3 separate regions of the Homo sapiens genome follow, and regions 2 and 3 are each linked to region 1. A link is a contact called in ENCODE Hi-C or POLR2A ChIA-PET data. All regions are on one chromosome and are shown on one strand. Each heading gives the region's core, a stretch centred on a gene start or an enhancer-like site at or near the end of the contact. The rest is flanking DNA. Distances are from core to core; before and after follow the strand shown. Region 1 overlaps CASC15 (cancer susceptibility 15). Region 2 overlaps LINC03005 (long intergenic non-protein coding RNA 3005). Region 3 overlaps CDKAL1 (CDKAL1 threonylcarbamoyladenosine tRNA methylthiotransferase).

Region 1 (4,397 bases), core at 1,792-4,291:
TTTCAAAGCACTTGCAAATAAGCTTTTTAATGTCCTTTAAAGTTTTCATTAATTATAACAAGTCTTCTCAATTTTTGCTTTTGACTTTCCAGACAATTCATGGTGTCAACTATCTACAGTACAGAAAAAGTTTCACACATTTAATATGTGAAACAGCATAAAGCAGATAAAACGCATATGTAAAAATACGAAGCAAAACGTCAGTCTGACATCATAATTTTTTTTTTTTTTGAGATGGAGTTTCACTCTTGTTACCCAGGCTAGAGTGCAACGGCACAATATTGGCTCACTGAAACCTCTGCCTCCCGGGTTCAAGCAGTTCTCCTGCCTCCGCCTCCCAAGTAGCTAGGATTACAGGCGCCCACCACCATACCCACCTAATTTTTATATTTTTAGTAGAGACAGCGTTTCACCATGTTGGTCAGGCTGGTCTCGAACTCCTAACCTCAGGTGATCCACCTGCCTCGGCCTCCCACAGTGCTGAGATTACAGGCATGAGCCACCATGCTGGGCCGTGACATCATAATTTTACATGCCCATATTACTTTCATATTCATATTATTGACTCTCTACTGGTAAAGCTACATTGATGCAGAATATCAAACAGAACAGATTCAGCAATTTTTCCTGTGAAAAGTACATAGCAATGTGACCAGAGTCTTGTCCAGTACCTGGCACATAGAGGCACACAAATATTTGTTGAACTAATTAATCAATCACTAGTCTTTAACACTTTCTGCTAAGACATCATCTAGGAAAAAAAAGAAGAAAAGAAAAGAAAGAAACCTCTTTCCCTTCCTCGTCTTCACAAATATCTCTAGGTAACTTACAAGTATACTCCCAATATGCTATTTCCATGTTTGCCATTTTCTGTATTTAATGTGCAGGTAATACACTTGAATATTAGAAAATTATAACAACAGGCAAAATAAAGCCATTTAATTATTCTCTAATCACACAGCTGTAACAACTTTTAGATTTATATAAATCTCACAAACTGCTTATAATATATCTGCACATACTGAATGCATGAAACACTGATTTGTTAGTTTTTTAAAAAAACAGGGTCTTAGAGAAATCTACACCACTGCTTAATGCCTCACTTGGTATTTTATTGCATATTTCTACTATAATTTATTTGACCACTGTAATATTATTTAGACATTTCTAGCAAAATGTATCAAAAATAAATAAGTTTGCGATCAAGCATTCTTATAGCTAAATTTTTTACACATTTGATCACAGTCTGAGAAAAAATTTGCCTAGAAGCTGAACTGCTGAAACTGTAAGAATATTTTGTGGCTTTTGATTTTACATATCGTGAAATCACCTTTAGAGAGTATACAAAAAATTTCCCCCAAAATGGCAGGTTTTTTTCCTTACCCATAGTAATACTGGTTTTTATCATTATTCTCCAACTGAGTCAGTTTAGTAGTTTAAAAATATGTCTTGTTTTACTTTACATTGCTTAAAGAAAGGGTGATTGTTTCACATATGTAAATGCAAATAATATGTATAACATTTTGAAGTGTCAGCTCAAAGTAGATACTCATAACCAATAGCAGGTATTAGCAGCCTTGAGAGACTGGCCACTTTTTACAAAGCACAATATATATTGAAGTCTTAGTATTAACTGCCTCTGTATTTTTAAAATTAAGATTGCTCAAAACTTTTGTGAAAATTTTCTAAAGCTCAATACATATCAAGATGGTTCGACTTAGGATGAGATATGCATTTTTTTACTAGCCCCTTCACCTTGTCAGCAGATATTTTTAAATGTCTAGATATTGACATTCTCTCTTTATCTCATGGCCCACTTGAGTTTTGCTTTAAATTGGTGCCTGTGTTGATGCATGCACACACATATTTACATATACATATATGTGTGTACACAAACGTCTACTCTACATATGCAAACTCCACCTCCTGGGTTCAAGCGATTCTCCTGCCTTAGCCTCCCGAGTAGCTGGGATTACAGGCGTGTGCCACCACACCCAGCTAATTTTTGTATTTTTAGTAGGGACAGAGTTTCCCCACATTGGCCAGGCTGGTCTCAAACTCCTGACCTCAGGTGATCCGCCTGCCTCAGCCTCCTAAAGTGCTGGGATTACAGGCGTGAGCCACCACGCCCAGCCTTGTGTGGTTTTTTAAAACCACTCCATACATACACATTTGATAGATATTGATAGATATGTATACACACATATGCATACATACAGAGATTCAAGACCTTACATTTTCCCCCTTAGGCTTAGCAAATCAATTAATACTAATGTTTTCTTGTTTACTATTTTATTTCATTTATTTATTTATTTCTGAGACAGGGTCTCGCTCTGTTGCCCAGGCTGGAGTGCAGTGGCGCAACCATGGCTCACTGCAGTTTCGACCTCCCAGGCTTAAGGGATCCTTCCACCTCTGCCTCCAAGTAGCTGGGAGAACAAGGGGACACCACCACACAAGGCAAATTAAAAAATAAAAAATTCTTTTAGAGATGGTGTCTTTTAGAGATGTTGCCCAGGCTGATCTTGAACTCCTGGGCTCAAACAATCTTCCTGCTTCGGCCTCTCAAAGAGCTGGTATTATAGACCTGAGCCACCACACCCGGCCTCTTGTTTACTGTTTTAAAGGAGTAATCCCAGGGGTGTTCTCACTGCAAAACACCACTGAAAGAAAATAAAACACTATTTCTCCTGGATTCTTCTCCTCACCATTAAACAAGTGAGTAAACAGCAAAGAAGCCTACTTCAGAACTACCTGACCTGCTCACCCCACTGAGCTGCCAAGAGCTGCACCCACTGTGTCCCACAAGCATGACAGGCTCGGCTCTGCAGGGAATGGGCACAGCCCCACACAGTCATCGCAACCGACATCTGTGGGCAAGACGCCGAGGTACACCTCAATCACGTGTGCCTGTCACAGAACGCTCGCTCACGCACCTGCTTCAACCGTGTGAGCTCAGCCTGTGGGTTTTCCTTGATTGATGTTGGTGTAACTGCTTCACGCTCTCCGTGGGTGAAGGGAAGTGGGCTCTGCTCAGAGCAGTTTGTGGTGCTTCACACTTCCACTTGACATTACACAAGGAATAGCAAGTTACAGAGGGAGGCACACGCCTGCAGGCTCTCCACACCCTCACTGACGGATGGAGAAGGCATCGAACCTTAAAATAAAACAACAATGAAATAGGGGCTTTGAAAACCAGGAAACAAGCAGGCGAAGGAAGCATCTGTCTCTTTCACTCTGAGCCAACCCCAGATGAGTCACACGCGTGTGCGCGCACACACACACACACCATGCCCACCAGAGGACCACTGATTTCACCACCTCTAGGCCTTCGTAGAGGCTTTTAATGTTTCTTGACTAAGCAAATTTGTTCTTTGCCCAAACTACCACAATATTCATGAAATCATTCAGACCTAGAAAAAAAGAGAAAAAATGACTATTTGAGCAAATTTCACAACTTTCAACAAGGTTCAATCTACCCTAAGAAAAGGTTTCAATAAATTGTGCCCATGTGTATAACTTTTCAACTTTTTAACATTCATTTCTTATTTTCAAAGTAAATATTCAAGTCAGCTAAGTTACAACACCTGATTTTGGATCTTTGGAACCCCACAACTGCCATGCAAGTTCCCAGGCGAATGATCTGAAAAAACTCCACGGTCTTCAATTGCTCCCACACTTGGCTCTCCTTTTTGTTGCCTCTACTCCTCTGCTATGAGATTCGAGGCAATAACTACAATTTTAGAAAAAGTAAGAAAGCCTGATTATAAGAAAAATCAAAGAAAATATCTGCATATGTTAGAAAAGCATATGCAAAAGGAAAAAAATCCAGTTGGATGCCAAAACTTGTGTGGTTTTTAAAATTTTTATTTATTTATTCATTTTTGAGACAGAGCCTCACTCTGTTGCCCAGGCTGGAGGGCAGTGGCACCATCTCAGCTCACTGCAAAGTCCACCTCCTGGGTTCAAGCGATTCTCCCGCCTTAACCTCCCGAGTAGCTGGGATCACAGGTGTGTGCCACCACACCCAGCTAATTTTTGTATTTTTAGTAGGGACAGGGTTTCCCCACATTGGCCAGGCTGGTCTCAAACTCCTGACCTCAGGTGATCTGCCTGCCTCAGCCTCCTAAAGTGCTGGGATTACAGGCGTGAGCCACCGCGCCCAGCCTTGTGTGGTTTTTTAAAACCACTCCATACATCCCATTGGTGGACCCAGAGAAGTTCTAGCAAAAACCTAATTGTTGCTTTCATTTGAACTATGTGAAACTGTCTTTTTTTAACCCTTGAAATACTGACAATTTCAAGGGATTCACCTAAATATTTTCTCAGACTTACACATGCCACAATACTTTTGGTGATTAGGACAAAAGGTTTACAAAGGACAGAGAATCTTCATT
Region 2 (4,270 bases), core at 185-2,684, 590 kb before region 1:
CTCAGCCAGCTGCCTGTGGATTTAGCCAACATTGCATGTCAATGCAAAAGTCTGATTGCCCAGATGGTTATTTCTAGGCCCACGATCAAAAATAGTAACTGAGCATGGCTGTAAGGCATATCACCCTGCACATAGGCTAGTGGTTTCTTGCTTTCTTCATATATCCTTCCTCTGTGCAGAATAGGCATGTTGATGTTAGCTATTTTAACAACTCTCACTAGGAACAAAAAGAGAGAAACAGAAGGATTTGGGCAGCAATCCTCTAAATCTGTGAAAATCTCTGTATTACTCTGCCCCTCATATCTTCAACTGCATTCTTTCTTTCCTCACTGTTATTATTGGATATAGAGTATCCACTCTGTGAACTTCCTTGAGCATGTATTTTCCCCCTTTATGTATCCCCTCTATCATCTCCAGCACAGTAGTTTTGCACTTGAAAAGCAAAATAGAGAAATGTAACAGACACAAAGCAAACAGACAAAACAAAAAAACTTCAAATGCTCTGAGGGAAAAAAATGGAAGAAGTTCCAATTTTAAAGTTTGACTAGCCCTTTGCCTGCCCCAAGGTAAGAAAATGCTAGCGCAATGCGGAAAATCAGATCTGTGATGCAGTGCTTTTGAACAATTCAACTTGTGACAAGAAACAGAACAACCCTCAAAATTTCATCAGAGCAAGTTTGATTAACAATTCTGAATCCCTAAATGGTGAATTAGGAACTCTCTCTGAGGCAAAAAGTGGGGAGGCTGTAAAGATCTGGAATACCATCTTTGCCCTGACATGCCTTGGGTTTATAGGGAGCCACTCCTGGTTACATATTTGGAAAGAGATCACTTCATTGCCTTGGAGGGGAGCCTCTCTTCTTATAAATTACATTAATTCAGACCTTCATCGGTCCTTCCTGGTTCTATTTCAGTAAACAAACATAGGAATAAATTGTTCTGAGCTTGCTTTGTTTATTCTAGTTCTTTCCTCCACCAGCTCCCTTTTCTGATCTTTCTATTCCCCTAGGCAGAGAATCTTTACAGGGGAAAATTGCTCATTTCAATGTTAGCATTTTTTCTTACACTGGAATAACGTGGCTCAGCTACTCTGACCTTGAAGTGCAATCCCCCTCTCCCCCACTATAAGAAATCATCAGGGGCTGTAAGGTGAACAGCACCACGTTTCCATTTCTTTGCAATCCATATTTACATGGTGAAGGTTATGCTGGTTCCAAAGGAAAAAGGACAGCCCATCATCCTAAAAGAATGACAGATAAGGATTAGGGTTAATACTGGCAAACATTTAGAAACTGAAAGAAAGACTGCATTCATGACAGAAATAAAAGGGGCCATTCTTTGGCAAAACATAAAACAGCATCTGTTGAAACAACTCAAGTTCTGAGCTGCTTTGCATGGCATCCTTTGTTGCCCAAGGATGGCAGCTTCTCTCAGGCCTTTGAGGACATGAAATGATGACAGATACGGGTCCTGTGCCAAGAAGCAAGAAAAAAAATCACATTTTGATGTGCAACTACTTGATTCTTAGCCATCTAAAAATACAGAGAGGAAGCTGTCAATTGCATGTAATGAACTGCTCTGGTAGCACTGGGTGATTAATTTCCAGCTTTACCCTGCTCTATCATGTACTGTGGAGAGCACATTACCAGAGCTTTTTGGCTTCAAGGGAAAGATCAACCCCATGTGTGTAATCTACTCCAGGTGTACCAAAGTGGGCTCTTTGCCCTTTTCCTTTGGCTCAGTACTCTATCCCACTGACATTCTGGTGTGATGCATTGGCTTTTTCTTTGTGCAATGTTCATAATAACAAAGTCCAGAAAATTCCCATTTGATTCACATATTTATAGCAACAACTCGTTTTTGTCAGTATTTTTAACATCATACTTTTTAGCTGTAAAATGGGGAAAACAAAAACACAATCTTGGTCATGCTTTAAACCACAGAACTAAATGCTGAGGTCACCTACCACTTGTAGATTATTAACAAAGCTTTTAATACACACAACTGATTGTAGGTATTATTAGAAACAGAGAGGATGAATGTTTTAAACCACCAAGGTCATTCTCATTTGTATAGTGTAAAAAATAGAAAACATCAAATACATACACTCTTCGCTATTTCATATTTATTCCCAAAACATTTCAGATATATCTGATTAAAGGACTGGTAACTTTTCTTTCTCCACATATGAGGTAGCTAATAGATACCAGCCTTGTTGAGGAAAAATGGACTTTGTTTTACTGCAAGTAGATTTTATGACTTTTTCTTTTGATGTCTAAATCATGAAACATGCCAGAGGCACTTTGTTGTCTGTTTATAGTACCTATGTACACTCTTAATGAGTTGCCAATTTTTACTTCCTTTAAGAAACCCTAATGGTAAAACATTTATCTACATATTGAAAAATTCATTTAAGCATGTTCTGTGCTTCCAATGAGGCACCGTCTAATGGTCTTTTTAATTAAATGTTGGTTCCAAGGATTTCTCTGTTGTTTAAGGCTGTAGTTCAGCTTGTTCATCATGGATTGCAGGTTGGGAGACATGAGATTTAATTCAAACCATTATTTTTAAGGGAGGATTTGGCTTAAGTTGTTTTAAAGATAACTCAAAAGCGGTATACGTACTTAACCCTGAGAACTTACTGATGACAATCTTAATTTTAATTTTGTTTTGGCCTCTCTGTTATAATACCAGAGGTGGAAAGACTTACTAAGTAAGAAAATCTTTGCCAACAAGTTGCCTTTATGAAAGAAGTTTATTTTTGTTAATTGACCAGAGGCAGCAGTTGGGTAACAAGTTGCAGCAGCTGATGCACTGCACACCTATAGGTTGGTAGGGTCACGGGATCTCAGTTCTATGACACTATGAGGTGGTGTTACCCAATTTGAGGCTCAGCTATTCTCAAGAATAGTTGAATGTTGTTACTAAAGTGGAAATTATTGGTAGTGGGCGAGGACAATGTTGAGACAATGTTAGGCTGGAGTGAAATTTGTAAAAGAAAGCCACAGAATCGATTCAAACCCAAATCTAGTCTCCGGAGTATGCGGGAAGACATGGGTACCTGCAGCGTAAACTCCATTCTCAAATGCCTTCTTACCTTAATATACTTGGAAGCCTCTATAGCTGCACCTGGGGTTAAAGAAGCAATATTGCCTACCTGAGTGAAGCATGTCCCTTCTCTTCTTTTGTGAGCTTTCTCCATTACTGAAGGGAAAAACAAACAAAAAGTATTACCTACTTTCTTTCCCTTACTGCTAAGAAAGAATCTGGTCTTTGATTAGGCAAATCTGTTTCCCTACTCAAGAAGAAACAATAAAAGTCCTTTGTTGCAGTATCCAGTGGACCCTAAGTTGACTTTGTATCAGGGCCCATTTTTACTAATTAATCACCTGCACTGCAGATCCTTAAAAGTGAAAGTTCTATTAGTTGGTTAAGGATGTCTTTCCTGCCTCCTTCCAGAAGCTATACATAAATGTTCAAGACAATTTTTATTGTCACACTCTCCAAGGATTACAATAGATGGTCACTTTAGGCATGGTTTCCAGAAACTCCCCTTTCTGCATGAGCTAAAATATTAAATGTATAAAAACAATTATGTGGGAAATGCTGTATTTCAATGCTTAGATTTACTCATATTAAAACTAAAAGATCATTGGGTTGGAAAGTGAAGAAAACCATCTTGGTCCTGGGTGAGACTGTGTCAGAACCTGGAACAATCTTCTCAGAGGCTCATCAACAGAATAAAAACATGTAAAACATCTATCTTTTTTGTTTCTTTGTTTCTTTAGCCTACGGGATGACTACTGAAAAGTTCCCCCCAATATGTTCCACTTTATATAAGAAATTGTTTTCAATATAAAAAAGATTTACTGAAACATTAATAACATTTTAGAGAAAAGGAAAAATAAAGAGTAATTATGTAAACAGTAGAGCCAACAAGAGGCAGGAAAGCATCTCTAAAAACCCAGCAAGACCCTTAGGCTAAATTAAATAGTACTAATATTTATTGAATGTTTTGTGCCATGTACTTTACATATTCAATCTCAATTAGCATTCTTAACAATCCTGTGAGGTAGATATTATTATTCTAAATTTTAGAGATAAGGGTCTGGGACTCAAAGAGTATAGGAAACTAACCTCAGCAGTTGTTCAATGGCAGAAGGTGAAATCAAGCTCAAGTCTTCCTAATTCCAGAATTCACATTCTCCTCCCTCTACCGTTTGGGCTCCTGGGCAACAGAACTGAGTAAGCAAATGCTCTGTGCAACTAT
Region 3 (4,697 bases), core at 1,422-3,921, 870 kb after region 1:
TATGGCCAGAGAGTGCAGATAAAACACACACTTGCATTTAAAAAGCAGTGGTTTCCAACAGAATTTGGTTGCTGAATGAATGGTCCTCAAGTACACTCTAAGTCATCATTTGCCCTGAAACAAACAATATTCTACAAGGCTATATAAGGATATAAAGAGAGAAACAGAATTGTGTGAAGAAACGCAGACATTACTCAAATTAAACAAAGACATCAGGGTATTTGGGCTAATACTTTTAACTCAGTAAGAAATGTTGCTTGCAAAAGTATTCTTTGGACTAGAAAAAGCAAAAGGTTTCTCTTAAACTCATATATGGCTTTAAACATAAACTGTATGTAAAGTTGCTCTTCTCTTTATAACTTTTTTTTCTTCTTACTTTCACTTTACTTAAACAGAAAGCCTGACGTGGCTTTGGAAAATAATGTCAATCAATTTCTATTCTGAGATGCTGAGTTACAAAAAGATTTCAATATTACTATTTAAATAGAGTAACAAAAAATTCACAAAGGACGTAGATATATGGACCTGTGTAAGATAGACATTTGTTTCTTGAAAATGGTGTTAAGGAAGAAAGAAACTATTTTGTTTCCCTTTAAGAGCTGCTGACAATTATTTTTTCTGTCCATTCTCTTCCTAAGGCAAAGATTAAAACACATATCAGCCCGGGCGCAGCGGCTCACGCCTGTAATCCCAGAACTTTGGGAGGCCGAGGCGGGTGGATCACCTGAGGTCAGGAGTTCAAGACCAGCTTAGCCAACATGATGAAACTCCATCTCTACAAAAATACAAAAATTAGCCAGGTGCGGTGGCAGATGCCTGTAATCCCAGCTACTCGGGAGGCTGAGGCAGGAGAATCGCTTGAACCTGGGAGGCAGATGGTGCAGTGAGCTGAGATCACGCCATTGCACTCCAGCCTGGGCGACAAGAATGAGACTCCGTCTCAAAAAAAAAAACAAAAAAAACCCCACACATATCAAAAGTTCCTGTAATCATTTACATCATGGTTCTAATAAACTTGAATTTTATCTGTGCTTATCCTACAGAATATTCTGACATGCTATTTCTGCAGCTAAGTTTTGCCTTTTATTGTAGAAAATAAAATACAATTTTTCGACCTGACTGGTTTCTGAATGTATGACTCTGGGAAATGTCAAATGTCTTTCTTTAGCTCCAGTCAAATTAGTTTTTTTTTTTCCCCCCTAAGCTGCCTGGAACATGTTAAATACAAGGCTGTGACCTTCAACTCTGAAATAATATTTCTAGTGTCTGTGCAAAAGCCTGCCCTCACATACACCTTTAGACTAATTACTGCAGTGTAATGTTGCCAGTGAACCGCTGTAATTACACTTGGAGAAAAGTATGGTCTTGTTCTTTCCTAGCTAATGAAAATGATAACCTTTCCATTTTGATTCCTCATTCACAACAGGCAGAGCACGCGATGCTGGGTCTCCTGGGTATACAGTAATTTTCCTGACTGTTTATGCTCACTTCTATTTTCTGGCCCTGCAGAAGCTGGAATTAAAGAACCAGGCATACTTATGCTAAAAACGGTCAACAGTAATAATAGCAATAACATTAAAATTTAATATCATCCTTACTCCACAATGCCATTCTATAATGAAATAGGGCCATGACACAAGAATGTGTGTCAAAAATGATGATAGCATAGAAAACAAGTAATGAGCCTTTAAGTCCATCGTATTCAAAATGCTAGCCATCAATTTGTTGGTCTACTTAAGGGTTCTTAAGAGAAGATGTTGGACAGTTTATTCTCAAAGCGCTAGACTGGTTAACTGATTCTTAAACAATGACAAAAAAAGGCATTCATTAGATTATTTGAAAACATTGTCCTCTGTGGAAAAAAAATTCTTTAGATACACTTATTAATAGATATAAATGTACTCAAAAGGGGAAGAATGTTCCTTTGAAGTGGAGTAGCCATATTTTTAAGTATATATGCTTATCTATTAATTGCCATGAGTATCTTAGTAGCTTTATTTCTTCTTTCTTTGCATTTCAGAAATAACCTAAGTAGAAAGAAAAATTGTAAAACAATTTGGCTTTTCAAAAGTTATTCTTCCCTTCTTTGTGCAGTGATACAAGATACAAAGACCAGGCCCGAGGCAGTTCTACTGAATCAGACCATGAAGTTTCTTCTAACAAGAATCTCCTTGTGCTTTTCTTCACGCTGGTTGGTTTTCTTCTAGCCGTGTCTACCCCAGTAAGAGGAAGACAATCCGAGGTAGTCTCTTCCCAGCTGGGGGCAAAATCCCATTCTTAGTAACAAAGCTATTTTCATCTGCTGATCGAGAGCCAATAGTAAGAGCAAATAGTTACACAGGAAATGCCACACTGATGCCTTCCTGCCTGGCGTCAGGGATCCAAATCTAGTGCTACCTAAACTGCCAGTTCAAAAAGCAGCTGCATTTTAACCACCTGCCTGTACATTCTGAGTATTCTAGAGCATTCAAAGGTATTGCCTATAAAGCTTTTTGTGGAATTAAAAAAAAAAATTGTGGTAAGAACATATAACATGAAATCTACCCTCTCAACAAACCCAAACAAGTTGACCCTCCTATCACAGAGCCGGCACAAAGTACATCAGGTCTGTTTTTCCCCACACTGGGCAAGCTCTGTCATGCCCAGGCAGCCTGGGAAAGTGCTCAATATTGAAAACTGAAGTTCTATGGCCAGATACTGCCAGTAAGATCTATCCATGAGATCTGATTCATGGAAAGGGCCCATGGAGCCAACACTGGATATAAGTGTAGAACTTTTTTATGAAAAGCGCAAACCTAAAAATTGAACAGAATTTCCGTTCACTTCCACCCTCTTGATCTATTCCCACTGGTCTCTCTCAGCCATTACTTGGCAAGTCTAGGCCAGTCTTCTTTGAGAGCAGATTCTCAGAAAGGGACCTACTCATAAAAGTAGGTTGTGCATCTTAAATAGATACAATTTTATTTGTCAGTTGAAAAGATGAAAAAGAAGAAGCCACAAAATACTTGGAGGAAATATAAATTATTAGACATGTAACGTGTTGATGAAACATTTTTAACATAATGCTATGTTGCCATAAATGAGAAGTTTTTAACTACTGATTAAAAAAAGTATATTAAGATTGTCATAAACAAAGTCAAAAAGCAAATAGAAAAAAATTGCAAGTATGACATATATACTAATGACATGTTATAGGTTATATAATATGAAGAGCCTTTACAAAACAGTAAGAAAACAATAAATGTTCCCAACAGAAAAACAAACTGCTAAAAAAGCAATTCAAAACCAAAAATCTAAATTATCTACATACAGCACATATGTGAAAAAAGTTTCACTTAATTTTCAACGAATAAACACTAAAATAAGGAAATGTCCTTTTTTTTCACAAATGGGCAAAAATATGTATGAAACTGGGCTGTGCTTCTGGGAAAAAATTTTTTTCATACATTCCCCATCCCCAAAAGGTACATAAGTGACCAGTGATAACATTTAATAGGTCACTTTCTTGGAAGGTGCTTGTAGAAGTTTTGTTTCACTGACGACACAAAAAGTAAGCCAAATTTAAAAAAAGAGAAAAGCAAAAGCAAAAGCATTGGAGAGAGAGATTGTTTATGTAATCTAGTAATCTGCAGTAACTACTTGCCAACTTCCCTCACACCTTCATTGCTCCAAGTCCTCATTCCAAAAGCATGGGGAGTCAGGCAACTCAGTGAGCTACACCACCAGGCATTACCAATGGTATAAAACTCAGAATAATTCCAAGAAAGATTCAGACATTTGGAAGAAAAAAAGGTGTGGGTGTGGTATGCAGGACGCTTTCTAATTATCTTTATGGCATAAGAAAGCTTCTTTTCAAATACTAAATTATGAGAAAGGATGGATAAGCTCCAGCCTACCCAACTTCTAAATGAGAATTTTTAAAATCATGAATTCAGAGCTGGATTGGATAGAAGAGAGGACTTCAGAGATCATTTAGGACAAACTCTTCATATTACAGATGAGAATACAGGTCCCTTAGAGATTAAGTGACTTGGTCAAGGTCACATACCTCATAATATTTAATCTATAATGTTAAAAATGGATTCTATCCTGCCAGTTGTTTTAGGCAAGTGGTGAATTACCCAATTACTTTAAAACTGCACCATGTATACAGTAGTCCTAGCCATATGTGGCCACTGGGCACTTAAAATGTGGCGAATCTCAATTGAGATGTGTTATCAAACATACACCAGTGCAAAGTACACACCGGATTTCAAAAATTTCACATGAATAAAAGAATGTAAGACATCTCATTAATTTCTATACTGAATACAGGCTGAAATGATAATAGTTTTGATATACTGGAGTAAATAAAATATATTATTCAAACAAATTTCACCTGTTTCTTTTTACTCTGTTAATGCGGCTATCAAAAAATGTGAAGTAACATCTGTGGTTGATACCATATTTTTATTGGAGAGGGCTGCTCTAAAACATTATGATGTTGTTTTTAAAAATTTAACGGAAATCTACCATTTCACTGTTTTAGAAAGGATATTAGTCATTTTTCAAAAAAATTAAAAAAAAAACCTCACCACACTCTTAACTGTGGTAATCATGTAAATGTAATGTTTTAGTTTTAGGAAGGAATGTATACACATGTCTATAAACTGTAAAGGCAGGAATTTTGAATAGCAAAATTGCTCTTTTTGACCATT

The links. A loop is a pair of places that touch in the nucleus more often than their neighbours do. ChIA-PET counts read pairs that join two places held with the same protein, here RNA polymerase II (POLR2A). Pooled maps may share reads with other maps.
Region 2: a map with no recorded cell type shows a loop between it and region 1 (5-fold over the local background). The contact joins two enhancer-like sites. A Hi-C loop is called at or near these places in 3 of 37 single-sample maps with no recorded cell type and 2 of 50 pooled maps. POLR2A ChIA-PET finds 5 or more read pairs at or near these places in 1 of 52 experiments (GM12878).
Region 3: a loop to region 1 is called in a map with no recorded cell type, with 2.9 times the contacts of the local background. The contact joins two enhancer-like sites. A Hi-C loop is called at or near these places in 2 of 37 single-sample maps with no recorded cell type and 2 of 50 pooled maps.

What each region holds. Positions count from the first base shown.
Region 1 is chr6:22,061,780-22,066,176 of GRCh38, reverse strand. The region is part of intron 8 of CASC15 (cancer susceptibility 15); the gene reads right to left. Among named protein-coding and RNA genes, the nearest start is that of NBAT1, 83 kb to the left of the region's middle. Within about 2 kb of position 3,041, at least 3 of the 41 ENCODE cell types and tissues checked have a DNase peak (open chromatin) inside an H3K27ac peak, as active enhancers do.
Region 2 is chr6:22,654,900-22,659,169 of GRCh38, reverse strand. The region is part of intron 2 of LINC03005 (long intergenic non-protein coding RNA 3005); the gene reads left to right. LOC105374973 (a long non-coding RNA gene) reads right to left here. Exons shown (of 5, transcript XR_007059497.1): 3 at 4,138-4,270; 4 at 3,158-3,204; 5 at 1-1,240. Among named protein-coding and RNA genes, the nearest start is that of LINC03005, 61 kb to the left of the region's middle. Within about 2 kb of position 1,434, at least 3 of the 41 ENCODE cell types and tissues checked have a DNase peak (open chromatin) inside an H3K27ac peak, as active enhancers do.
Region 3 is chr6:21,186,630-21,191,326 of GRCh38, reverse strand. The region is part of intron 13 of CDKAL1 (CDKAL1 threonylcarbamoyladenosine tRNA methylthiotransferase); the gene reads right to left. Among named protein-coding and RNA genes, the nearest start is that of LINC00581, 320 kb to the left of the region's middle. Within about 2 kb of position 2,671, at least 4 of the 41 ENCODE cell types and tissues checked have a DNase peak (open chromatin) inside an H3K27ac peak, as active enhancers do.